6 separate regions of the Homo sapiens genome follow, and regions 1, 2, 3, 5 and 6 are each linked to region 4. The links are chromatin contacts, found by Hi-C or POLR2A ChIA-PET in ENCODE. All regions are on one chromosome and are shown on one strand. The core of a region is the stretch at or near the end of the contact, and the rest is flanking DNA. Distances in the headings are between cores, read along the strand shown.

Region 1 (3,808 bases), core at 709-3,208, 1.3 Mb after region 4:
CTCACGTCTGTAATCCCAGCACTTTGGGAGGCCCAGGCAGGCGGATCATGAGGTCAAGACATCGAGACCATCCTGGCCAACATGGTGAAACCTTATCTCTACTAAAAATACAAAAATTAGTTCGGCGTGGTGGCATGCGCCTGTAGTCCCAGCTACTCGGGAGGCTGAGGCAAGAGAATCACTTGAACCCGGGAGGCGGAGGTTGCAGTGAGCCAAGATTGCGCCACTACACTCCAACCTGGCAACAGAGTGAGATTTCGTGTAAAGAAAAAAGAAAAAAAAATCTAGTACATAAAAGGTATTCTTGCTTTTTGGAAATAAATTGACTCTGGTGGAAGAATAAAGTAAGAGGAAGGATATCTAGGTTCTTGGAACTAAGATGTGTGGTGGGGAGGGGATGCAGAAGACAGGTGAGTCTCCAAATCAATCCAATGAAGTCACTGAGTTGCCCATTTTCATAAAAGCTGAAGGTCAACATTCTACAGGGCAGAACAAACTTGAGTCCTAACGCTAGTTTTAAAGCTACCAAGGCTGTTATTATTTCTGTGTTGACCTCTGTCACCACTCTTCAGTCCCACTTTAGGGAGTGGCAGCTGGGCAAGCCTTCCTATCTCACCGTGCCCCACCAAGAACCTCCAGAGAGGTGAGTACACAAGACTGGAGGGAAACCTCAATTCAAAGGACGGAGTTAAGCTCTCATAACTCCGATAAGAAACTGATTTAATAAAGAGAGCTGAGAAACTGTCCTCAGGTCGTAAGAATATATCCTGACCTTATTGAGAAATAGCAAGGTTGGTAGAAATTGGGATCCCTAATTTCCCCAAGGACATTCCAGAGCAACACAGATTTAGTCACCACTTGCATAGTTAACAGCTGGTTGTGGCGCTCGCTTGGGGAGTACATATGTTATGCTAAAATTGCAACGATACAGAGATTAGCATGGCCCCTTAATTAGTTAAATAATTTTTAAAAAGCTGGTTATGCATGACTGAGGGTGGACAGGGGTCAATTCCATCACTTAAGTTATTTTACTGAAATGGCATTTTGGAAAAAGGATGATACCTAACCCTGGCGTTTAGTCCTCGGCTCGGGATTAGAAAATGCGCGGGGTGTGGGGGGGGGGTTGCAGGAAGTACTGCCTAGACAGCTAAGACACACGTGGGAAGGTCTCCACTCGTGGATTCCTGACAGTGGAGCGACAACCTCGAGAAGGTATAACCAACTTGAGGTTGTGCAAAATGTCTTTCGAAGAGTTACCTGAACTCTGTGAGAACCTCGGAAGAGAGATAGCATAGGAAGCCGCCTCAGCACGGTGTTTAATACAGACGCCGCCATCTTGACGTACGCCCAGGACAGGAATTGACGGAAAGGCAACTGCGCATGCTTCAGGAAACTGAGTAGGGCAGGGCCAAGGACAAGCCCGCAGTGCGGAAGGCGGCCCCACGTTTGCGTCAGGACGGAAGCGTGAAAGGGAAGGCATGGGGGAGAAGCTAATTTCAACTGCGTCACAATCGAATTAGACCCCAAAATTGCGGTTTTTTTTGGCCAGTCACTACGACTCTTAGATCGCATTGTTAAAGTTTGCCTTTTAAGCAATTTTGAAGGCGATTTTTAGCGGTATCCTCTCAGTGCGCATGCGCTCTTAGGTTTCTACCAATCCTGGGTGAGAAATGTTCTCCAGGGCGGAAGTGGCGGAAGCAGAGGAAAGGGAGGTGCTAGGCTCCTGGTCACGCGCACGCGACAGGGAGGCAGGAAGGAGGCGGAAGAGAGTGCCAGGGAAAGGGGCGGAGCAAAGGTGAAGTGAGAGTAGCCAATCAGTTGGCGAGTTGTCATTTGGGTTGACCAATGAGTTCACGCCTCGCGTATAATGTCTCGCGACAAGGGCGTTTCACTAGCACGTTTGGGCGCGTTGGGCGGCGTCCGGGTATAAAAGACTCCACCCGAGCGGGCGGCCGCCATTCTGGGGTTCGTTTAGAGGTAAGTTTGCCTACTTTGTCGTCTAGTGGGTAAAATTTTGCGGAGAGCGTTGGATCTGGGAAGCGGGATAGGGATGGATGGGTTCATTTGAGAGCCACGGCTTAAAGCGGTTGCGATCAGGATGGGACACAGGTTTGTTTGGGGACAACAAAGATGGCATTTGTGAGTGTTTTGAAGCAACCCGTACTGATTACATCTTTCTCCCTTGTGTTCCTTTTATCCCAGGTTTGAATTTTCTCGGAGAAAGACAGGCCGGCCACGAGGAAAACAGAAACAAGCCGCAGCAACATCTAAGCCCTTGAAAGGATCCTGAGAGAGGGGGGAAAGGGAAAACAGCAGCCACCAGCCCAACCACTTGTGTCTTCTGCCCCTTCCCACCTATCTTGCCCACCCCACCAGCCCACGCTGCTTGGGACTTGAAATCTGTGGCCGAAGGACCGTCACTACATAACTTCAAAAATAATCAACCACCCTCCCTTCCCAAACCACCCAAATTCACTCATCCAGCGTTTACTTTTTTGAATCCACTCAGAACTTTTTTCTGCGACCCCCCTCCCTAAATGGAGTTGGGTGGGGGGGAAATGAATACTGAGTTGGCCTTTATTTTTTAAAAGACTTTTTGATCCAATGAGGCCCCCTAAATAATTGAGTTTTGGGTCCTGGTTGGTTGTTTTATTTTTTTTCCTCCAAAATTTTACCCCCTCCCCCCTGAGCCCGAGGTGCTGACGTCGCAAAAAAATTGGATAGTAAGTGTCGAATTTTCAAAAACCAGCCTTGCAACAAGAAATCAACGTTTCCCGTTGTGAAACCAAAAATAATGAGAGGAAGAAATGAGACCATAGAACAAATAGAGAACTGGAGAAGGACCAATCTGGTCACTTAATCTCCATTAAAAAGGGCCTGTGGGTCTAAACAGTCTTGTTCTCTCTCCCCTACCACCTATCTCTTCCCTGCCTTGCTGCAGGCAAAGAGAGGGTGGAGGGAGGGCCAGCAAGTGAGGATTTTGATGGTTAACCCTTGGTAATCCAGCCAATTTCCAGACTGCCAAAGCCATATGTGTTTATATAAGGAGGAATGGTTACCTTCCTCTGGTTAGCAGCAGTCTTCAAAAGGGTTAATGAGCTCACATACAAGAGATGGTGGATCTTGTGGCCCAGAAGTACCACTTCTTTGTGTGTGAGACAAGCAGGGTGCCTTTCAATTTGCCAGATTAATAAGCAATCTGTACATAAAGATTGCAGGGTAAGGAGATGGGCAGAGAGAAGTAATAGCTCGCTATAACTTTTTAAATGACTGTTAAATCCTCTCAATTTTAATGTAATTTGCTTGGGGTATATTTGTGTGGTTAAAATAGGTGGCAATCTAGGAATAAAGATTGCAAGACACTTAGGACAAAATATAATCTTAGTGCCAGTACATACAAGATAATAGTTGGGGAGGTAAAGAATGTCTTATAATTGTTGCAGATTGCATAGGTATTTAAAAGCAAAAGAGTGATTAACATTTTAACTTGATATTTTTTGGTGGGGGAGGTACAGTTAAATAGAGGGTGGAAAGGTTGGGAAATGTGGAATTTAGGAGTATAATTTTAAAAGCCATTTAGTGCAATTGAATGCTAGCTTTCTAAAAGATTTGTGTCGTTAAAAGGAATTTTTTTCTTCCCTGCTTCAATATGGCGACTTTCCTTGTCCTTTTGTCTTCCAAGCGGCGTTGCAGGTTGTGTCTTGACCCATTTTTTTTCCTGTCCTCCCACCTCAACCCTATTTGTTGAGAGGGGTCCAAGTCCTTCCTCCCCCTTTCCCTCTATAGGGAGGATGGGGGTGGTCGATGG
Region 2 (3,752 bases), core at 1,240-3,739, 1.3 Mb before region 4:
ATTAGCCAGATGTGGTGGTGCACACCTGTAGCCCCAACTACTTGGAAAGTTGAGGTAGGAGGATTGACTTGAGCCCTGGAGGTCGAGGCTGCAGTGAAGAGTGATTCCGCCACTCCAGCCTGGGCGACAGTCTCAAAAAATAAATGTGGCTGGGTGCAGTGGCTCACGCCTATAATCCCAGCACTTTGGGAGGCTGAGGTGGGTGGATCACCTGAGGTCAGAAGTTTAAGACCAGTTTGACCAACATGGTGAAACCCCATCTCTTCTAAAAATACAAAAATTAGCTGGGCGTGTGCCTGTAATCTCAGCTACTTGGGAGGCTGAGGTTGCAGTGAGATAAGATTGCACCATTGCACTCCGGCCTGGGTGACGGGGTGAGACTCTGTCTCGGGATAAATAAATAAACATGACCAAGGGTCAAATTATTAGGTTGATTCAGAAGAGAGCAGGGTCTTTCAAATTTATTAATTAAATGACGAGGTTTCACCATGTTGACCAGGCTGGTCTCGAACTCCTGACCTCAGGGGATCCGCCCACTTCAGCCTCCGAGTGAGCCACTGCACTAAGCCTCAAATTTAATTATATGTTTACAAGTGAAAAGATTTACTTCAAAATGGGTGTGGGAAGAGATATAGATGAAATAAGATTTCTAATTTTTAGTTAGATACATCCATGAAGGTTATTCTCTATTACACTTATGAATGCTGCACCTCTACTTAAGCCTCACAGCCGGTCTCTGAAATAAGTACAGTATTTCACACTGCCTTATTAGTTTCACAGAGCACCCAACAGAAGGAATTTCCCTCTACAAATTCCTCAACAGAGCCAACAGTATCCCTACTACTATCCATTCCCTAACGTCGCCTAAGTACCTACCATGCAACAGAAGCCAAGAAGACAGGCCTAGCCCTGCACGCATGGACACATACTGGTAGGCTATTTCCACAACTAACTACACATTCTGACTTAAGGGAAAAAAAAAGAACGTTATGTATCTAGAAAGCCAAGAATTCATTAGGTTTGTGGAGAGAAATACTCAAGTGAAATAATATTCTTGCATTCATTGATTCGATTCTTAAAAGCCAAAGAAAGATGGATGTACTCCTTCACACTTCGACAGGAAAGGAGTGTCAATTATGGCTCATCTGAGTAAATGTCCCACTCAGACTTCTTCCACCCTCCATCTACAGGCTTCTTCACACTTTTTATCTGTTGGTATTTCTACTTATCCCTCAAGATGCCCAATAATCCTCCAATTCTCAGGGAATATAAATTTCGCAGGAAGGGTTGCTGTTATGATGGTGGGATGGGTAAAGAAACCGAATCTAGAAGAAATCTCACAAGCTCGTGGTTCAGGAAAATCTTAGCGAATTCGGGTGAGCAACCATACCTCCTCCCCACTTCCCCAGGTGAAATGTTTTGGCTTGACCTTAGACCACTATCTTGGCTTTAATCACTTATTTTCTGTGGTAAATGCTAAAGGGGTCAGTCTCTCCCTAAACCACTTTCTTTTCTTAATCCAGCAGTCAAGGTGATCTGGATGAGACTCAAGTCTCCCCAGCCTTGCTTCATTTTTGCTTATGTCTTCACAACCCAATTCTCATTTACATTCCCTATTCCTTACCCTACTTCACTTACCTTAATGGCAGTGATGGCAAAGGCTATTTTCCGCCGCCCATCGATGTTGGTGTTGAGTACTCGCAAAATATGCTGGAACTTTTCAGGGATCACTAGAGACTAGTTGAAAAAGTACGGGGGAAGAAATCAGACACAGTAAACTATCAAACAGTAAGGCCGATAAGGCAAACGAACTTCATACAAAAAGGTTAAGCCTGTCACACAAGTGGCAAGACACCCGCCCCCCATTCCTTAGGTTTTCACACCACAGAGCAAACTCCTCAGTCCTGCAGAGTAGGCACATGAAGCGTTCAAGCTTGGGAAAATGCAACCTCTGGAGAGAGGAAGCAGGTCTCCTGCCCATTCCCAAAAGTGCGTGGCAAAAGCCAGAGTTCCCCATATACGCCCAAGCCTTAGACAGCTTTCGTGCGCCCGAGCAGTGACCCTTCCTCGGGCCCGCTCTCCGGAATTGGAAATCTTTGGTGTCCCTTTCCAGGGACGCGATCCAAGGCTCCATACAGAAAGTCGCAGGCCCTCAGGGCAGGACGTTTCCAGAACCCTGACAGCCGGCTTTCCTTGCCCGAGCTGCGATGCCGCTGGATCACGGCACGGATTCCAGTCTTACCATGGCTGCAGCACAAGCGGCGGCGTGTAGGCCTCCTGTGGAAGAGAGAGCGGAAGTGACGCGATATCATTATATAGCTTCCAGGAGGAAGAGGCGGTGCGATCTAGGAGAAGTGCTTCCGGAAACTGTTTCAGCGCGACCTGGCTGGATTTATGAGAGTATGGCTTGGGTACCACAACTTCCGGTGCGCCTTTCTTTACAGTTCGTAAGGTTCATAGGTAAGAGAACAGCGAAGGTTCCGGGGCTAGTTTGTGTTTCAGACTTCCATATTTCCATTTGCAGTTGGGTGAAGTGGTTAGAGCTGAAAGGGGACAGCTGGAGTCAAACAACTTAACTCAAATATCTGGGAACGATTTCGCGCTGAGGAAGACCCTTTGGGACTTGTAGCTCCACTCCGGGGAACGGACTCGCCGGGACTGACAGTTGCCGGAAGTGAGGCTGCGGGGAATGGCCGCCGCTGCGACCATGGCGGCTGCGGCCCGGGAACTGGTGTTGCGGGCTGGGACCTCAGATATGGAGGAGGAAGAGGGCCCGCTGGTGAGAGCGCGGAGCTGTTTCTCCTCCGTAGTTCCGGTGCTCCTAGCTTCAGAAAGACCTGAGCTGGGTTTAGGCACAAGGGTGGGAACTTGGCTGCTACCCGTGATATTACCTGTTTGGCTCCCCGTACCCTTCCCTGTGATCAGACCCGACCCTGAGCGGGACCCTAGTGGCTGAAACTCATGTTCTGGGGCACAAAATTTCAACTTCACTCCACATTTTGGGGTAGAGTCACGAAGTAGTATAGTGTAAAGGTTAAGAACATGGCCTCTGAAGCCAGACTGCCTGAGTTCTATCTCTGCCACTTACACGCTGTGTGCCCTTGGGCAAGTTAACCAGCTTCTCTGTGCCATCATTTCTCACACCTTTAAGGTGAGGAAGATAGAACCTATTGTATACATCGTCGTTAGGATTAGATGAATATGTGTAAGATTGCACCTGGCATGCAGGTAAACACTATGTGTTTTGACATTTCTAGAAAGCCTGGGGTTCCCCAGAGGTGTGATAGAACACCCAAGATGGCAGGAGTCTGAGGGTCTTAAATTTAAGTGCAAGTTCTGCTCTATCCTCTGCAATTCCTAGCTTTCCTCATTCGGTCATCTCCACTGCACTTTTTTTTTTTTTTTTTTTTTTTTGAGACGGAGTCTTGCTCTGTCGCCCAGGCTGGAGTGCAGTGGCGCGATCTTGGCTCACTGCAAGCTCCACCTTCCGGGTTCACGCCATTCTCCTGCCTCAACCTCCCAAGTAGCTGGGACTACAGGCGCCCGCCACCGCGCCCGGCTAATTTTTTGTATTTTTTAGTAGAGACGGGGTTTCACTGTGTTAGCCAGGATGGTCTCGATCTCCTGACCTCGTGATCTTCCCACCTCGGCCTCCCAAAGTGCTGGGATTACAGGCGTGAGCCACTGCGTCCGGCCTCCACTGCACTGTCTTGTCTTTTACCTTTTTTTGTTTTCTTTAGACGGGTTTCCCT
Region 3 (4,189 bases), core at 663-3,162, 1.4 Mb before region 4:
GTGGCTCATGCCTGTAATCCCAGCACTCTCGGAGGCCGAGGCAGGCGAATTGCTTGAGCCCAGGAGTTAGTTCCAGACCAGCCTGGGCAACATGGCAAAACCCTGTCTCTATTAAAAATACAAAAAATCAGCCAGGCATGGTGGCAGCTGCCTGTAGTCCCAGCTACTCAGGAGGCTGAGGTGGGAGGATCACTTGAGCCCAGGAAGTTAAGGCTCCAGTGAGCCATGATCATGCCACTGCACTCCAGCCTGGGAACAGAGAAAGAGAACCTGTCTCAAAAAAAAAAAAAAAAAAAAAAAGGCAATGGTGCTATGGTTACGAAAATCTGGTGGACCCAACAAATCTTATCTCTCTGCTTAAAATCATCCAATGATTCCCCATCTCACTCAGAGTAAAAGTCCTCACAACGACCCCCACAAGGACAAACTGTGATCAGCAACCCCACTACCCATTACCTGACTTCCTTTCCCACAACTTTTCCCCTTGCTCACTTCATTCCAGCCACACTTCCCTCCTTACAACTCTTTAGGGACTCTGCTCTAGCAGATTCCCTCTGCCTGAAATGTTCTTCCCTCACTATCTGCTTGTCTGTCTCCCTCACTTCCTTCAAGTCTTTATTCAACTCATCTTTTCCATGGGGGTTACTGAGACCACCCTATTTAATACTCTAACCCGCCAGTTGGCCTCCCCTATGTCCTCAACCTTGAATTTCTCCTTTTCTCCACAGCACTTACGGCCTTCTGGCAGTTATATAATTCATTTATTACATTTATTGTCTGTATCCCCATAGAATGGCAGCTCCACGATGGCAACGATTTGTCCCTTGTTCACTGCTGCATCCTAAGTACCTACAACCACGCCTAGCATGTAGTAGGTGCTCAATAAATACTTGATTAATAGATCTGAGAAGGCTTTTACTACTTCTTACTGTCACATAATACTACTCTGCTCTCTGGTTGTCACGAGAGAAAGAATCTCTCTTAAGGCTGAATCCTAACTTCAGGGAAACCTGAACGTGAAATACTAGTAAACAAAGGATTCAGGCAGACCTTTCCTGGCACCAGAGATAAGTACACTCCAGCTGTCACACACATTCATCTCTCTTCACTGGAGACAGGAAGCTGCATATGGTTGTGGGGTGCAGCAGGGCACCATTTAAGAGAAAGAACTAAATCAATCAGTTTCATTGGGCAGGAATCTGCACAATTTGGGAAAGGAGAGAGAGAATGAGAAGTCTTTTGGCCCAGATTACCCTACTCTCCTTCTCCCTTTCCTACACTCCGAAGCAGCAGTGATAAGGAGAGGCGATTAACACAAAAGGACCTCAGCAAGGATGTGGCCTCAGACACCATGTCCCCAAAAGGAAGAAGTCATATCAGAACTCTCCCTTCTTACACACTGCAATCACACCCTGAGTAGGAATAAAGAAGTGGAAATGTGTCAGACGAGCCTGAGAATTCGAAATGAGAAATCTCGGAGACATGAAAGTTAAGGGAGGGGCTCCAGAAACTTGAAGCTAGGGGAGGGCAGACAGACGTGCCTTCCGACCTCCCCGGGTGCTCTAAGCCGTCTCCACTCCTGCCTCCGCCCCTTTCCACTTGTGCGGGGGCGCACGGACCTTCGCTCTCCCGGTAGACATGACAAAGGCCGACCGGGAGCCGGGGGCGCGACAGCATCGGAGCGGTCAGCCTTCGTCCCCATCCCCAGGGCAGGACACCTGCGCCGCCCCTACTCACCTGCGGATCCATGTCCACCTCGGTCCCACACGCGCCGGGGGAATGCAGTGGAAGAGAACTGGGTGCCGGGGATCCTGGGACTCGCGTTCTCTCGCCCGCTCGCGAAGCAGGGTAGAGAACTCGCACGGCTCCGGCCGCTACCAGCCCCGCGCCACACCCGCCACTTTTGAATTCCAACGGCCACCACCCACTCTCACCGCGCTCTGCACGCAGGGACCAATCGTCGCTGTCGCCACAGCCGAGGGCCAATCGCAGCGTTCTCCGCCACCCGAAGCCACACCCCGCCCGACAGGCGCCTTGTCTTTTCTGTTTCGCAGGCGCAGGAGAGGTAGGCGGATTAATTCCACTTCCGGTGCCACTTATGCTTCTCACCCCTCCCCTCCTCTAGCGGCAATAGTGCTGGACTTCCGCTCGGCTCCCCGCCGTCGCTCGCTACGTCAGAAAATGCGTGGACGTCGCCGCACGAACGCAACTGGCCAAGCGAAACTGGTGGCGGCCGGAGGAGAAGGGGCGGGGACGCTGGAGGAAAGAAATGACGCGTGCGCAAACGAGGACCCGTGCCGGGAGACAGGCGGGACTAGCGCCTCCTGGTGACTGCAGTAGGGAGCGCACTTGTTTTCCGTCGACGTGATTGAGGCTCCAGCGCTGCCTCTCCTGGTCGTGGTTGACTGGGCCCGGAAGTGGCTCCTGGAGCCCTCACGTGGATGTGAGTGGCCTGGTCTGTTCATTCCCTGGTAATGTTGCCATTTCTCACCAAATTTAGGAATTTTTGCGCTCCATTGAAGCCTGACAGTGGGGATTCAAAGCTCAGGAAAGAACTTTTCTTTATAGCCCTCTTCTCTCAGCCAGCCTACTTACCTGGGTGCTGTTACTGGTACTGGGCTCAGGGCCTTTGGAGTCTCGAGCTCGGGGAAGATTTACTGCTTCCATTTATGGAGTATTTTATGTTTTGCAGATTGTGCACCTGTATTATCTCGTCTTTTAATCACGAAAATTCACTGAGTTCCTACATTGTGCCACATTCTTTGTAGAGATGGATGGAGACAGGTTCAGAAAGATTACACAATAAGGTCACACTGCTGGTTAGGAATGGATCTAGATTCCATTAGCTTCAAAATCCAAGCTATTTCTGTTAACTCACGTTGCCTCTAACAGTCTCGGTGACAAGAGCAACCCCTTACGTGTGAATAGGGTGCTAGTTTGCAAAGTCGTTCTACCATATTTACTCATCCGAGTTTCCATCCAATCCTGGAGGTAGTCAGGACAGGGTTTTATTTATGAAACCGAAAGGCAGGGGCCTCAAGCATATGTTCGGGGATTTGGTGTGCAGTTGGAAATTGGCAGGTCTGACACCCGCGCTGCCGTCTTCTATCCATTGCTTTAACTTGGCTTCAAACAAGCTTGTAGAGAGAAGCAGATTGTGGGGAGACACACTGTCTGAAAACCATGTTGCCATCCCCCCAACCTTTGATATCCTGGGAAAACTCCAAAAAGCAAGAGCTTGAAGAGAACACAGTAAAAAGAAAAGGAAGAAACTAGAGAAAACCAACAATGGAAGGTAAAGGGGGATAACTGAGAAGGGAGACCTGAGAAGAAACATATAGCAAAAGATATTTATCAAATTAAAAAAAAATTTAAATGGAATGGAGAAATATAGACCCATTAGCAGATTAAAGGGGGAAAATGTATTCATCTCAATTGATGCAGCAAAGTCACTCAAAATATTCAACACCCGTTGATATTTTTTTTAAAACTCCAGAAGCTGATAAAGGACATCTTCAAAAATTTCGCAAAACACATCACCATAATGGGGAAATGTTGAAAGCGTTCCTTTCAAGATGGGGAACAAGGCAAGGATGCCTGCTCTCAATAATCCTCATCAATAAAACAATGGAAGTTGTAGCCAGTCCAATAAGCAACAAATATATAAGGACTACAAGAAACATTAATGTTAATATTCGCAGATGAAATTATTGCATGTGCAGCATCCCTAAAATAAAATTCAGATAGAATTGATAAATAAGTTTAGCAAGGTTGATGGATAAAAAATCAGTAAGAGGAAAAAATCAATTTTCAAAATCAATTGCATTTCCGTCTTCAGCAACACTAGTTACAAAGTGTAACTGTAAAAATTACACTATTTGGTGGCCGGGCGCGTTGGCTCATACCTGTAATCCTAGCACTTTGGGAGGCCGAGGCGGGCGGATCACGAGGTCAGGAGATCGAGACCATCCTGGCTAACATGGTGAAAAACTCTCTGTACTAAAAATACAAAAAAAATTAGCCGGGCGTGGTGGCGGGCGCCTGTAGTCCCAGCTACTCAGGAGGCTGAGGCAGGAGAATGGCGTGAACCCGGCAGGCGGAGCTTGCAGTGAGCGGAGATCGCGCCACTGCACTACAGCCTGGAAGACAGAGCGAGACTCCATCTCAAAAAAAAAAAAAAAAAAAAAAA
Region 4 (4,327 bases), core at 896-3,395:
GTGTCCCCTCTGGGACCTCCTGGCTGTCCCACTGCCTCATTCTCATCCTCGTCACCCCCACCCAAATCCAGAGGCTCCAACATACAGCTAAGGCTTAGTAGTCCAGGAGCTGGAGTTGGACAATCTGAGGAGCAAGCCAACAAGGTCAACCTTGTCATGTCCATCTCTGTTCCTTAGGAGAAGGACATGACTTCTCCTACACCCCACTCAAAAACTAAAACTAACCTTTTGGTGCAAAGTCCATGCCTTTCTTGAAACCAGGTGGAATAGTAAGAAGATCTGTAGGATAGGGACATGAAATCAGGTCACTGCACACTGGTGAACAAATTGTGTACATTATATAAACCTAAAAGATACCATTTACAGGACAGATGCTGTAGATAGGGATGTTTGCTATGACACTTTCCCAACAGATGACAGTAAAGGTTGTTGTAGAAATTTCCCAGCAGATGACAGTAAAGGTTGTTATGGACAGAATATCTTTTTCTAATTTTCTCAAAAACATGGGAGGGCTAGCAGTAGCCCAGTGATAGCCTGGGCTCTTCCTCCTCAAGGCTCAGACTCAGAGCCCCACCTTACCTTTCTCAAAGTCTATCTCCTCCTCAGCCTCCTCCCGTGTGTTCAGATCTGTTATGGTGGGTTCATCCATCCCCCCTGGGAAGAGACAGGACAGACAGGGATTCATGGGATGAGGGTAATACGAGATAGGTGGGGAACCCTTCCCTGGAGATTAAAGACACCCTCTTCTACCATCCCATCTCCACAAGAGTCACCTGGCCAGAAGGGATACTGAGTTGGATTTCCCCATAAGGACTGGGAGGCTGGCCCTGGAGGCCGGCGAAGAGACAAGGAGGTTGTAGCCGAGAGATTTGTGTTCTCCAGCAAGACCTAAGGCAAGAGATCAGAGCCCCAATGAGGCTGAGCTTGTCTCTGACCACCTCCCCTTCTCCCCAACTGTTTCTCATGACCCCTGACCTCCTACCTCTTTGTAACCCAGTATCTGGCCTGTGGTTGGGTGTCTTTGGGCCTGTAGGTCGGATGGGACTGGGGCTCCCAGGACAGCCAAAAGAGACCAGGGATCCGTCTTCCTCTGCCATTTTCTGGAGAGAAAAATAGTAACTTTTGGGTCTTCTTTCTTCCTCTGTCCCAGCTTCCTTCAGGAACCCATCACCCTAGTCTAAGCCCCTCCAGACTCCTCACCGGGCTGAGTGCTCCACACCATGCAGAGGCAGCCAGGCTGGGGATGACAGAAACAACTGTTCTGCTTCTTGCTGCAGATCTGGGGCACAAGGAGGGAGGCCATGGGGAAGCTGAAACAAGGGCAAGATGAGAGGCATTAGGTAAGGAAAGAGGATAAAATGCAGACAAAAGAGATGATGGGACTTGTGTTCAGATCAGAAATGGCAGATGTGTCAAACAGACTAGGACAATCAGGCTTGGCCAAAAACTACCTGCTACTGAATTACCTGGGGCAGATTTTGGATTTCAGAAACATGGAGGCTGGACCTAGGAATGTGCATTTTTAAAAAGCTCCCTGGCTAATCATGAAGCACACTGAAATTGGAGACTCACTGATTTTAGAAAAAGGGGTCCCAGACCTAAGGATGAAAGGTTGGAGGCTCAAAGCCTATCATCTCAGTCACCAAGTGCCCTGGTGCTTGGATACAGAAGGGAGCTCCACGGAGAAATGCCACATTTGAAAGAGCAGCTCTCAAAGCAAAAATATCCCCAGCCCTTTCTGCTCTGTCCTCACATGTACTGCAGGTACACTGGGCTGTAATCTGTCCAGCACCCCTTCAGGCTGGGATGGACAGGAGTACAGGCACAGATGAACAAGGTTAAGCTAGATCCTACTGTGAGGAGGGTGAAGGAGGTTTGGACTCAATGCGGGTCAAAGGTTAGGGTCAAAAGTCACTCACGCTACTCTCTGGAGCTCCAGGCAAGTTCAGCAGCTCCCAGTGCCCCGTGCATCCGAGCTCCACGGCCCGAAGGGGTAGGTCCAGGGGATCTGGAGGGGGTAGCACTACGGGGAAAGGTCAAAAGTCAGGGGTCAAAGTTCATTCCATATCGGCTACTCCGTTCCATTTCCCTCCCCTCCCCCTCACCAAGTCGCTCTGTCTCCATCATCCTGGAGCCACAGCAGCTGCCTGGCAGCCCGGAAGTGCGGCAAGTAGTCGCTGCGAAGTAAGCCCCGCCCCGGAACGGGCGGAAGTAGAGGCAACTTCCGGTACAGCCCCGCCGAGAGCGTGAACTATCGCTGCGGAGGGGCAGACCTGGACCGGTGGAAGGCCGGGCGGAAGTGCGCGCCTGGGGCCGCCTTGGTTACCGCGTTTTCCGCTCCTCGCTACGTCATCGTTGTGAGCCCGCTATCAGCGGCCAGCGCGGGCGCGGCCGGAGACCGTGGGGCCCCCGGTTGCCGCCCCCTCGGGTAAGGCCCTCTGCTTCTCACTCTTCGGCCCTTTTTCTCATAGCCGTTTCTCTGTTCTTCCTCTTTGCGTTGCTCTGCGGGCGCTACGCTGGCTCCACCGCCTTCTCTGCCGTTCAAACCCCGCGGTTGTCCTTACCCTAGCGAGGGTAGGGGGGTCGGGTGCCATCGTCTTTCCGACGGAGTGGATATTTGTCCCTCCTTGAACCACATGGTACCTAAAGGTGCTGGTGTCTGTGATCCCTGGAGACAGGAGGGAATGCTGGATGATCCCGACCAGCGGGAGCTTGGACAGCAGCCTGGTTTAAGCAAGGGGTAGGGAAAGCCAAAGACAAGAGTAGGCAGACCTGAAGGGGTGGGGTTGGGTACAGTGTGGACGGCGTGTGAACCCCGGGTGGTAACAGTGGAGAAAGATGTCTTGGGCCCTGCCCCTGAACTAGGAGCCACCATGTTGGTGATACCCCCCGGACTGAGCGAGGAAGAGGAGGCTCTGCAGAAGAAATTCAACAAGCTCAAGAAAAAGGTGAGGGACTGTGTGTGGACATGGCCTAACCTTTCACAGACTCTGCACTCTGAGAAGATATGGGGTGAGTGTGAGCGAATGGGGAAGTTTTTCTGGCCCATACCTAGAGACATATCACCTCACAGTGTAGCTTCGAGAGGTGGGCTTTCCCAAGCCTTGGTGTGGACCTTCTGTCTTTTCTATGCAATTTGCCATGGATTGTCTTCCTTTCCCATGGCTTTTAGTACCGCTTAAGAGCTGATGATCCCCAAGTTTGTTTTTTCCAGTTCTATCCAGTGTTATACTGAAAAACTTCAGATACTCAGTGTTGAAGCTATCATCTTTCTATTCTTGATCTTCCAAATAAGATTGACTACACCAATTCTGCCACATGTTTGGACTCAAAACTCTGACTTCCCCACTATTTGCATAGTCAAACCTTTGCCAAGTCTTATTGTTTCTTCTTTTGAAGTAATTTTTCCTGTTTATTCTTCACTGTGCATTCCCCCGAGCAGGGCTTTATTGACATTCATGTGGGCCATTGTAATGGTCTCTCAACAAATTTCTCAGTCTTTTTTTTTGAACAGACTTCTTCACTCCTGTTCAAATGATCCATTGAAAACACAAAATTCTGCTCCCTCTGTTTCTCAAAAACCATAAATGGCTTCACATTGTCTATAAAAAAGCCTCAAAACCTTAGTTTGGCAGCCTTGTCTAGTAAAGTAGAACTATTCACTACTTCCAAAAGATGCATTCCCAAAGCCTTCTTATCTCTGCATCTTTGCCACCCTGTTTTCTTTTTCTAAAATACCCTTCTCCTCTCTGTGTTGTGCAGAGATACGGGAGAGGGCCTAGTTTAATAGCCATTAAACATCAGAAAATCTTACTAGCTTTCAGCTATGAATAATCTGCACCTCTTATAATTGTATTGCTAACTCAATGTATTTTATTTCTCAGACTGTAAGCTTCTTGAGGGTAGGAACAATGCATTAGCCTCCTGGATATCCCTGTTACGAAGTCATGGCTGGGCCTCATTCAATATGCAGGAAATAGATGGATGAAGCTTCCAGGAAAGGCACATAAACTTATACTTACTTGCAGCTTATATCCTAGGATTCTAGTCCATGATTGAGTTATTTGTCTTCAACTTCAAAAATGTAACACTCTGGAAAACCTCTGGGTTCCGTGGTTTGGTTAGATTAGGAATTTCCAGCATCATACATGATCTAGGGGACCAGAGGCAAGAGGCAGAGCACATCAGTGTACCACTCTGAGGGCATCAAGAAAGACGGTCCCTGGAGTGATGTGCCCAGGGGCCTTAGGAGAGGAACCGGCTAGGGGCTGGCCCTCACTTACCTCTCTCTTCTCACCCTTGTTCCCAGAAAAAGGCATTGCTGGCT
Region 5 (4,342 bases), core at 270-2,769, 1.2 Mb before region 4:
GGGAGAGACGGACCTTCCCCAGCACCCCAACTCCCATCCCCATCTGTCTCTTCCTCACCACTGTGGGAGTGTCCATGTCCGGGTTGCTCCAGAGTGTGGTGAGAATGAGGTTCTGGAAGAAGGGGGGAAAACCAGATGAGGGAATATCTGACACAATGAGTGTGTATTTGGGGGAATATCGAAAGGTCAGGGATCATAAAGGAGAAAGAACCCTTTTCCTCCAAAGAACGAAATAGGTTAGATTTGAGGTAGAAGTCAGAGGTTACTTACCAAGAGCATGAGGAATGAGGTGCAGGAAAGCATCTCCCAGGAGCCCACCGGAAGCAAAACTGAGCAAGATCTGAAGTAGAGAGCGATGCCGGGGAGAGTTCGACTCCACGGGGATAAGGAAGAGGACAAAAAATGGAGCTGCTGAGATCAGCACTGTGGCCCCCAGTGCCTGGTGAGGGAGAGTCAAGGTCAAGTACTGTGGAGTTTCCCAACAATCCAGAACCAGCCCTTCTCTCTCCCATCCCCTGGAGACTCACATAAGCCCAGAGAGTGACAGCATCCAGGTCCTGCTTGATGCCTGGAGCCCCAGACTCCCCATAGCCTCCATGGCTATGCTCATGGTCATGTCCATGTCCTCTGTGGTAGAGGCTCTCATGGGAGTAGCCATGGCTATGGCCATGGTGTAAATCCTCATGTGAATGTCCATGGTCGTGATCGTGGGTATGTCCATGCCAGATGCTCTCGTGAGTGTGGCCATGGCCATGGGCATGGCTGTGGCCATGGTGGAAATCTTCATGTGAGTGCCTGTGGCTGTGGCCATGGAAGTCCTCTTGCAGATCGTCGTGCAGGTCGTCATGACCCCCGAGTCCAGCCACCAGAAGCCCCAAGGTCGCCCAGGTCAGCAGTCCCACGGCCACCCAGTGGGGGGCCCCCAGGCCTCTGGCCATCACGCTGACCAGAGGGACAGAGGCAGTGACTCCACTTGACTCAACTCTATACCTACACAGGGTCCGCTTTACTCCAATCGCGCCCTCCGTCCACCTCTATGGGCCGCTCTCCCATTCCCTTAAGTTCCCACCTACATTGTTCCCAAGACTAGTTCTCTTTATCCCGAACCACCTCCCGGATGTAGGGCCCTGGGACACTAATCTTTCACCAGCCACTTTACAGACTCTCTGGGCCCTCGTCTCTACGACTCATTAGGTGAGGAAAAGGCCTGGAAAGGATGGTAGAGAAAAAACAGAGAATTCTCACCGGCTCCGGGATCCTCTCCTTTCCCGGTTTGCTTGGACGTGGCAGTCCCGCCTTTAGATCCCGCGAGAACAGGAAGTTCCGTTCCACCTTCGCCCTAATGCCTTTACCAATATGGCGGCACTCCGGTAGCGACGAATCCATCCTGCACTGACACGCATGCGCGAGTGTGGAGGTGATTTGAGGGGAGGGTGGGCGAGGCGGGCTAACAGGCCGGAGGAGACCGCCTCCTCGGTTTCCAACTAGACGAGGGGGCGGGAACTCGCGCCGAGACTTCCCGTCTGTACAAAGATGGCTGCCACATTGGCGCTGTCATTTTGGTACTGAGCAGAGCGACGGGCTTAATTCGACCCAATCCAGGCCAGAGTCTTTCTCTCAGGGGCTTCCTCGTGCTCAGCTAATCCTCCGATCAATCCTTGGGAATCCCTGGGACCTCTTCGGTATCCCTACTCTCAGCCAGGGATCATGTCTTGGGCCGCTCGCCCGCCCTTCCTCCCTCAGCGGCATGCCGCAGGGCAGTGTGGGCCGGTGGGGGTGCGAAAAGAAATGCATTGTGGGGTCGCGTCCCGGTGGCGGCGGCGACGGCCCTGGCTGGATCCCGCAGCGGCGGCGGCGGCGGCGGTGGCAGGCGGAGAACAACAAACCCCGGAGCCGGAGCCAGGGGAGGCTGGACGGGACGGGATGGGCGACAGCGGGCGGGGTGAGTGCCCCAGCAGAAGGGCAGGCGAGCCAGTGACCGCTTTATCTGCGACCCCTCCCCCACACCCTCCCCCGGTGCTCTTTTCCTTGCGCTCCCGCCCCCTTGTTTGTAAACACGCGTCCCCTCCCTCCCGAGGGCCTTAGCACCCTCCCCCCCGGGGCGGGGCGGGGAAGGGGAGCTTCCGCCCTCCTAGCTGTGACCGCTTGAGGCCTTGGGCACCGGAGGTCGCGGGCCTGGGAAGGGCACGATTCCTCTTAAACCTCAGGACTTTGGGCGTTTACAGGCAGATCCTGCGTCTTAGGAGGGGTCTCTCCTGCCTGTCTCTTTCCCTTGCACGCTCTGGCTACCTGGCTTTACGCTGGGAATAGAGGGGCTCGATGGTCTACCCCACGTGCTGCCCCACCCACGAGACAGGTGTGGCTTTGGGATGACCTGGTATTCATTCAAATGGATTGGTTGGAAAATTTTCCTCACCTGAACTATCCTCCTCTCCTTGTCAACTCCCTCCTCTCACCACAATGAGGAGTTACGCTGTTTTTGGGTTTTTTTAGCCAGTCAAATATAGCAGTGGGAGGTTGTATACCAATTTTAGTGACACAAATGTTAATAAGTTCTGATAACCCACTACCATCGGACCAGCCGGAGTTACACTGTTGTTTGACAGCAGGGTGTCTCTGAACTTGGGGATGGGTGGAGTGGGCTGGGTCCGGCACGGTGGGGTATTAGAGAATTAAAGTCTCTAGTTGGATGTTTGAAGACTCATTTTCTTTTTTTGTCTCTTCTGTCTCTTGTGTGTCTGTGTGCCTGTACATACCCCTCCCTCAGACTCCCGAAGCCCAGACAGCTCCTCCCCAAATCCCCTTCCCCAGGGAGTCCCTCCCCCTTCTCCTCCTGGGCCACCCCTACCCCCTTCAACAGCTCCATCCCTTGGAGGCTCTGGGGCCCCACCCCCACCCCCGATGCCACCACCCCCACTGGGCTCTCCCTTTCCAGTCATCAGTTCTTCCATGGGGTCCCCTGGTCTGCCCCCTCCAGCTCCCCCAGGATTCTCCGGGCCTGTCAGCAGCCCCCAGGTGAGAGGTTGTGACCAACTTACTGCCTGGCCACTTTCATTTTCTTGTTTTCCTTGTAACCCCAGATCCTTGTGTGAACTTCCCCATGGCCCATTGACCTTCCAATCCTCTAACCTTGTCAGGCCTGTGGTCTTTATGAGACCCCTTGCCTTTCCTGAGGTGACTGATCTTTCAGTGCATGCTTCCTCCCCTAAAAGAACTCTAATATTCTTTGTTTTTGTGTGTGTGTGTGTGTTTTTTTTTTTTTTTTTTTTTGAGATGGAGTCTTGCTCTGTTGCCCAGGCTGGAGTGCAGTGGCACAATCTCAGCTCACTGCAACCTCTGCCTCCTGGGTTCAAGCAATTCTCCTGCCTCAGCCTCCTGAGTAGCTGGGATTACAGGTGCCTACCACCACGCCCGGCTAATTCTGATATTCTTGATGTCCTTTTCATCTATCTGATTTTCTGCCCTTTTGATCCCATCTGCTTTCCCAAGACACCTGCCCTTCAGGGTCACTGTGTTGCACAATTTCAGGGGGGGCCTGTTTATTCACTTTGGGGTTGTGCTCCAGGGATGGCCTTTCACATAGACTGCAGTGTAAATGACAGCCTCTGGAATGTGCATTGCAGGGCCTTGCTTAGTGGTAGGGAATGATTTCCATCACTTCTGTGACATTCTGCTTCCCAATAAGTCTTCCTGTGACTTCCCTATTTCCCCCATCCCAGATTAACTCAACAGTGTCACTCCCTGGGGGTGGGTCTGGCCCCCCTGAAGATGTGAAGCCACCAGTCTTAGGGGTCCGGGGCCTGCACTGTCCACCCCCTCCAGGTGGCCCTGGGGCTGGCAAACGGCTATGTGCAATCTGCGGGGACAGAAGCTCAGGTATGTGGCTCAGAGGATGAACAGAGAGGGAGAGTCTGGGCCATGTATCATCACCTGTGGGATTCCCAGGGCTTATGGAGTTTGGTCAGAGCAAGTGACCTGGGGGAGGCCTGATGGGAGTAAAGAAGCTGAAGCTGAGATGTAGGACGCGATTGGGGGGAAGGTCAGAGGGAAAAGGAAGCAGCGTGTAGGGTTTCTGAACAGTGAGGAGACTGGGACTGGATCATCACTCAGCTCCTGGTTCCCTATCTCTGTATTTGGCAAACAGGGAGGACTTTAAGTTTTGCTAGGGGGAGATTGGAAACAGACTAAATGGTGAAGGTGTCTCCATGCAACCTTCTTATTGCTCCTCCCCTTTCCCTGTAGGCAAACACTACGGGGTTTACAGCTGTGAGGGTTGCAAGGGCTTCTTCAAACGCACCATCCGCAAAGACCTTACATACTCTTGCCGGGACAACAAAGACTG
Region 6 (4,051 bases), core at 97-2,596, 1.3 Mb before region 4:
CATTTGGAGAACCCGTACTCTAGGGCCAAATCCATTCTTCTTGCCCTGGCTCACTTGTCCCCCCCACCGCCCCGCGCTGGAGCCACTGCCTAGTTCTTCAGCCCTAGATGGTGCTCGCCAGACCTCCTCTCAATGCTCATCACACACAGGGCTATTCCTTTCCTCCAATGAACCAAACGCCTCCCGCCCACCTCCAGGTCCCAGTCCTCTGTTCCCTTTGCCTGGTCCACCCTTGCCCTCCCTGGGTCGCAGACGAGGTCGGCCTCGTCATTCCCCGCAGACCGCCGCGCGTCCCTCTTGTGCGGTTCACCACAGTTGTATTTAAGTGATCGTGTGAGTCGTCGTTAAATGCCTGTCTCCCCGCGGATCATGGGCTCCTCGAGGACAGGGACTGGCCTGTCTGTCCACTGCTGTAACCCCGCGCCGGCATAGGGACCTAAGGCCCACTGGAGGGCGCTCATCAAGTAGCTGCTGGATGTTGACGAAGGAAGCGGCGGCGCAGCTCAGGGATCTCCGAGTCAGGACGGTCGGCCAGACCCACGGGGTAACGGGTCTAATCGTGTAGGAATAAAGCTGTATTCCAGTGCTTCCAAACGGTTCTCTCATTCCAACCCCTTTCCAAGCTCAATGAATATTCCAATCACCTCTGGTCCCTTCCAGTGACCCTGAACCGCTCAGAGAACGCCCCGTCGACACCGTTCGGGGCGGGCGCCACTACTGGCGCATGAGATGCGCTCAAGCAGAGGGTACTCCACCAGCGAGGATACACCGAGCCGACGGGGATCTCGGTCTCGGCGCCGGAAGCCTCTGAGAGCCGAATCTGGAACCGGATGTGGCTGCTTCCTGCCCCGCCCCCTGCCGAGGGGGCGGGAATCGAGGGCCCTTCGGAAAACCCGGCCGGGATTTCGGTCAGCTACATTCGTGGGTTGTGGTAGGGAGGGTAATCCCGTGGGGATGGAGTGACCGGCTCTCTCTCCGCCTGAAACGCTTCCCGCGGGAGTTTTAGCCGTGTTATTGTTGGGGAAGGGAATGTCAAATTCTGCTCCTGCCTTCCCCCAGGGGCTGGAGACTGGAATCTTTATTCCAGTTCATTGCGGGTCGACGTGGTCTCCAGAATCCCCGAGTGTAGAGGCGGAGGACAGTGGAGCTGGGGACTCGGGCGCCTGGGTCCTGGTCCCTGAGCGTCCAGCGCTCCCCTAGTCCGCGGCCCTGGCTCCTGTCCTCACTTCCTTCCCCTTTTGGCTCCTGCTCTCGGAGCGGGCGGACGCGGGGGGGAGCGGAAAGGGCGGGAGGGCCCAGGAGCCCGGCGGGGGGGTTCAAGGGGGTACGGAAAAGCCGGGGAGGGGACTCGGTCCGGGGCCGGAGACCGACGGCAACAGCGGCTCAGGACCCACGCTGCCCCCACCCCTCCCGAGCAGGTCAGAGCCTGAGCACCCTGCGCGTCCCCGTACTCGTGACCTCCTCCTTCCCCAACAGCACCAAGGGCCCCCCTATTCCACCCTTCTGTTGCCCCCTCCCCCAACCTTCCTGCAGAACTCCCTTCCGGTCTTCTTGACACCCACCCACGTCCCTTCCCTGCCCGGTTCCCCCGCGCCTGCCTGACTCTCCACCCCCACCCCACCCCGTCTCTCCCCAGGCGCCCCCATGGCCCGACCCCGCTGATTCCTTCACTCGGCCATGCTCCCGCGGCCCCTGCGGCTGCTTTTGGACACGAGCCCCCCCGGGGGAGTCGTACTGAGCAGCTTCCGAAGCCGGGACCCCGAAGAGGGTGGGGGCCCAGGTGGCCTGGTCGTGGGCGGGGGGCAGGAGGAAGAGGAGGAGGAAGAAGAAGAGGTGAGACGCGGGTGGTGGGAGGTAGGGGGCGTATGTATTTCTGAAGTCTCCACTTTTCTCTTGTCTCTGGGTCCCTACATCTCCTCCTCCTTGCCTCAGTTATTCTCGCGCCTCCCTGGGTGTCGGCCCGTTTCTCTGCTGCGGGGAGTCCTGGCGTCTCCGTGGTTCTCTGTCAGTGTGACTCAGGACCTGCCCGCAGGAACCTGCCCTGTTCCTGCCTGGAACTTCTGGCTGGCTGTCCTGTCCCTGCGGGTCTTTGGCCCTCCACCTCTGCCTGCCTGAGTGTGCCTACCTCTCTGAGCAGTCGTGTCTTGGTCCCTGTCTCCCTCCTTGTTTTTGTTTGGCGGGGAGGGGTTTGTTTCCACAGTAACCAGCTCCTCTGACTCTGGGATTGGGGAGGGAACCCTCAGATTTCGTGACCCCTCCTTCCCTCTCTCCCCCTTCCCCCCGCCCCCCCGCCCCGCCCCGGTCCTGGGTAGAGGCCGGGAAGCCACGGTTCTGGGACCTGGAGGAAAGATCCTAGGGTGGGTAGAGAGTGGTCATCTGTTTTCATTAGGGATTAATGGTGGTGGCCAGGAGCAGGATTTCGGGCCTCAGGAGGGGCCAGAATTTGGATTTGGGGCCCCGAGGCCCTAAACTCCTAGGTCCAGATCCTAGGTGAGGGCAGGTTGACTGGCAGGGCTGGTTTTTCGGGATCGGTCGGGGGAGGGGCTGGGGCCACGTGACTCTCTGAGTCTACCGCCCCCAACCCCCTATCATCCCACTTCCCCTTTTCCTTCCTGTACTGGGATTGGAGCTGCTACCTTCGGGGGTCCCTTAGGGCTGAGATAGTGGAGGCGCTACCCGAGGGACCAGGGTGAAAGGGGTCCTGAAAAAGACTAATTCTCTGGGCTGGTATAGTCCTTGGCCGGGAGGGGCGGGGCATGCGGCAGTGCCTGGACTGAGGTTTCAGCTACCCCTAGTCGCTGCCTCTGGCTTGCTGCCTCTCGCTTCCCTCTCCTGCCCTTTGTACCCTGCTTCTCTGTCGTGTGTGGGTTCAGCTCTGGGGAGAAGGGGCTTTGGGGGTCTCCAGGATCAGAATTCCTGTACTCCATCCACGCCTCCACTGCAGCCCCTTCGACTCCACCGGGGCCCTGAGGCGGCTGGGGTGGGGCTGTCTGGGCCCCAGTGGGGGAGACCTGGGGTCACCAGCTCCCCCAACCCTTCCTCGCACTCGCTGGTACTATGCCCTGCCACCACAGGTGAGGGGTACAGAGGGAGGAGCAGGGCCTGGGGTGAAGGCTGAGGGCAATGGGGGGTGGTGTGGAACTGTCTGACTTCCCCTTCCTTGCTCCTCCAGGCCCCTGTGTCCGTCTGGGATGAGGAGGAGGATGGTGCCGTGTTTACCGTCACAAGCCGCCAATATCGACCTCTTGATCCCTTGGTGAGATCATGACTTTAGCTTCTCACCTCTGACTCTTCATTCCCAGTTTTCCTTCCTCTGGCTGACTTTCTGGCCAGAGTGCTAGGTTGGAGTTCTGGAGTCCTGGACTCTGCTGTGTGACATAGGCCAAGACTCTTGCCCTCTCTGAATATCAGAAAAATGAGTCTGGAACATCTCCTGGGTCTGGGATTGTCCTCAGAAATCTAGGTGCAGAGTGGGAGAAAGGGTTAGCGATCATCTCTCTGTGTTCTCCAGGTCCCTATGCCTCCCCCACGTTCCTCCCGACGGCTCCGAGCTGGCACTCTGGAGGCCCTGGTCAGACACCTACTGGATACCCGGACATCAGGGACTGATGTGAGCTTCATGTCAGCCTTCCTGGCTACCCACCGGGCCTTCACCTCCACGCCTGCCTTGCTAGGGCTTATGGCTGACAGGTCAGAGTCATAAGGGACGCAGGGTAGTGGAGTATCTGCCCGGATTTCCTAAAGCCGCAACATCCCACCAAAATAGTCAAAGCCACTGAGGGTTTGGGAAAAATGGACAGATAGATCCTCTTCTCCCCCTCAGGCTGGAAGCCCTTGAATCTCATCCTACCGACGAACTAGAGAGGACAACAGAGTGAGTGACCCCTGGTTCTTAATCTCACAGTCCCCTCTGCCCAGGCTGCAGCTTTACCTCTCACCCTTGGCTGATTCCCTTCTCCCAGGGTAGCCATCTCTGTACTGTCAACCTGGCTGGCCTCTCACCCTGAGGATTTTGGCTCTGAGGCCAAGGGTCAGCTTGACCGGCTTGAGA

What was found. A loop is a pair of places that touch in the nucleus more often than their neighbours do. ChIA-PET counts read pairs that join two places held with the same protein, here RNA polymerase II (POLR2A). Pooled maps may share reads with other maps.
Region 1: a map of naive thymus-derived CD4-positive, alpha-beta T cell shows a loop between it and region 4 (39-fold over the local background). The contact joins the promoter of PPP1R10 here to the promoter of SKIC2 in region 4. A Hi-C loop is called at or near these places in 1 of 168 maps with a recorded cell type or tissue (naive thymus-derived CD4-positive, alpha-beta T cell) and 8 of 50 pooled maps. POLR2A ChIA-PET finds 5 or more read pairs at or near these places in 1 of 52 experiments (WTC11).
Region 2: a loop to region 4 is called in a pooled map, with 7 times the contacts of the local background. The contact joins the promoter of VPS52 here to the promoter of SKIC2 in region 4. A Hi-C loop is called at or near these places in 2 of 168 maps with a recorded cell type or tissue (dorsolateral prefrontal cortex and ovary) and 14 of 50 pooled maps.
Region 3: a pooled map shows a loop between it and region 4 (7-fold over the local background). The contact joins the promoter of KIFC1 here to the promoter of SKIC2 in region 4. A Hi-C loop is called at or near these places in 1 of 168 maps with a recorded cell type or tissue (Caco-2) and 6 of 50 pooled maps. POLR2A ChIA-PET finds 5 or more read pairs at or near these places in 2 of 52 experiments (HepG2 and activated CD4-positive, alpha-beta T cell).
Region 5: a map of dorsolateral prefrontal cortex shows a loop between it and region 4 (2.8-fold over the local background). The contact joins the promoter of RXRB here to the promoter of SKIC2 in region 4. A Hi-C loop is called at or near these places in 1 of 168 maps with a recorded cell type or tissue (dorsolateral prefrontal cortex) and 14 of 50 pooled maps. POLR2A ChIA-PET finds 5 or more read pairs at or near these places in 1 of 52 experiments (activated T-cell).
Region 6: a pooled map shows a loop between it and region 4 (6-fold over the local background). The contact joins the promoter of RGL2 here to the promoter of SKIC2 in region 4. A Hi-C loop is called at or near these places in 2 of 168 maps with a recorded cell type or tissue (dorsolateral prefrontal cortex and ovary) and 14 of 50 pooled maps. POLR2A ChIA-PET finds 5 or more read pairs at or near these places in 1 of 52 experiments (Panc1).

The regions. Positions count from the first base shown.
Region 1 is chr6:30,615,393-30,619,200 of GRCh38, reverse strand. It overlaps PPP1R10 (protein phosphatase 1 regulatory subunit 10), which reads left to right and starts at 1,958. Exons shown (of 20, transcript NM_002714.4): 1 at 1,958-1,977; 2 at 2,203-2,723. It overlaps MRPS18B (mitochondrial ribosomal protein S18B), which reads right to left and starts at 1,361. Exons shown (of 7, transcript NM_014046.4): 1 at 1,258-1,361. The coding sequence starts at 1,335. RefSeq lists an enhancer at 1,132-1,700.
Region 2 is chr6:33,270,613-33,274,364 of GRCh38, reverse strand. VPS52 (VPS52 subunit of GARP complex) reads left to right here and starts at 2,489. Exons shown (of 20, transcript NM_022553.6): 1 at 2,489-2,779. The coding sequence starts at 2,690. RPS18 (ribosomal protein S18) reads right to left here and starts at 2,290. Exons shown (of 6, transcript NM_022551.3): 1 at 2,243-2,290; 2 at 1,639-1,737. The coding sequence starts at 2,245.
Region 3 is chr6:33,389,546-33,393,734 of GRCh38, reverse strand. It overlaps KIFC1 (kinesin family member C1), which reads right to left and starts at 1,912. Exons shown (of 11, transcript NM_002263.4): 1 at 1,738-1,912. The coding sequence starts at 1,749.
Region 4 is chr6:31,956,993-31,961,319 of GRCh38, reverse strand. It overlaps SKIC2 (SKI2 subunit of superkiller complex), which reads right to left and starts at 2,145. Exons shown (of 28, transcript NM_006929.5): 1 at 2,106-2,145; 2 at 1,920-2,023; 3 at 1,201-1,310; 4 at 983-1,100; 5 at 774-888; 6 at 580-654; 7 at 226-279; 8 at 1-124. The coding sequence starts at 2,127. NELFE (negative elongation factor complex member E) reads left to right here and starts at 2,349. Exons shown (of 11, transcript NM_002904.6): 1 at 2,349-2,428; 2 at 2,866-2,948; 3 at 4,310-4,327. The coding sequence starts at 2,874.
Region 5 is chr6:33,197,842-33,202,183 of GRCh38, reverse strand. RXRB (retinoid X receptor beta) reads left to right here and starts at 1,519. Exons shown (of 10, transcript NM_021976.5): 1 at 1,519-1,942; 2 at 2,768-3,015; 3 at 3,720-3,876; 4 at 4,243-4,342. The coding sequence starts at 1,708. It overlaps SLC39A7 (solute carrier family 39 member 7), which reads right to left and starts at 1,317. Exons shown (of 7, transcript NM_006979.3): 1 at 528-1,317; 2 at 271-439; 3 at 59-112. The coding sequence starts at 938. It also overlaps the pseudogene RNY4P10. RefSeq lists enhancers at 285-786, 787-1,288, 1,289-1,790 and a silencer at 4,327-4,342.
Region 6 is chr6:33,296,237-33,300,287 of GRCh38, reverse strand. It overlaps RGL2 (ral guanine nucleotide dissociation stimulator like 2), which reads left to right and starts at 1,346. Exons shown (of 18, transcript NM_004761.5): 1 at 1,346-1,418; 2 at 1,637-1,833; 3 at 3,173-3,256; 4 at 3,512-3,690; 5 at 3,824-3,874; 6 at 3,963-4,051. The coding sequence starts at 1,678. It overlaps TAPBP (TAP binding protein), which reads left to right. Exons shown (of 8, transcript NM_003190.5): 8 at 1-594. RefSeq lists enhancers at 1-178, 1,881-2,381, 2,468-2,995 and a silencer at 935-1,113.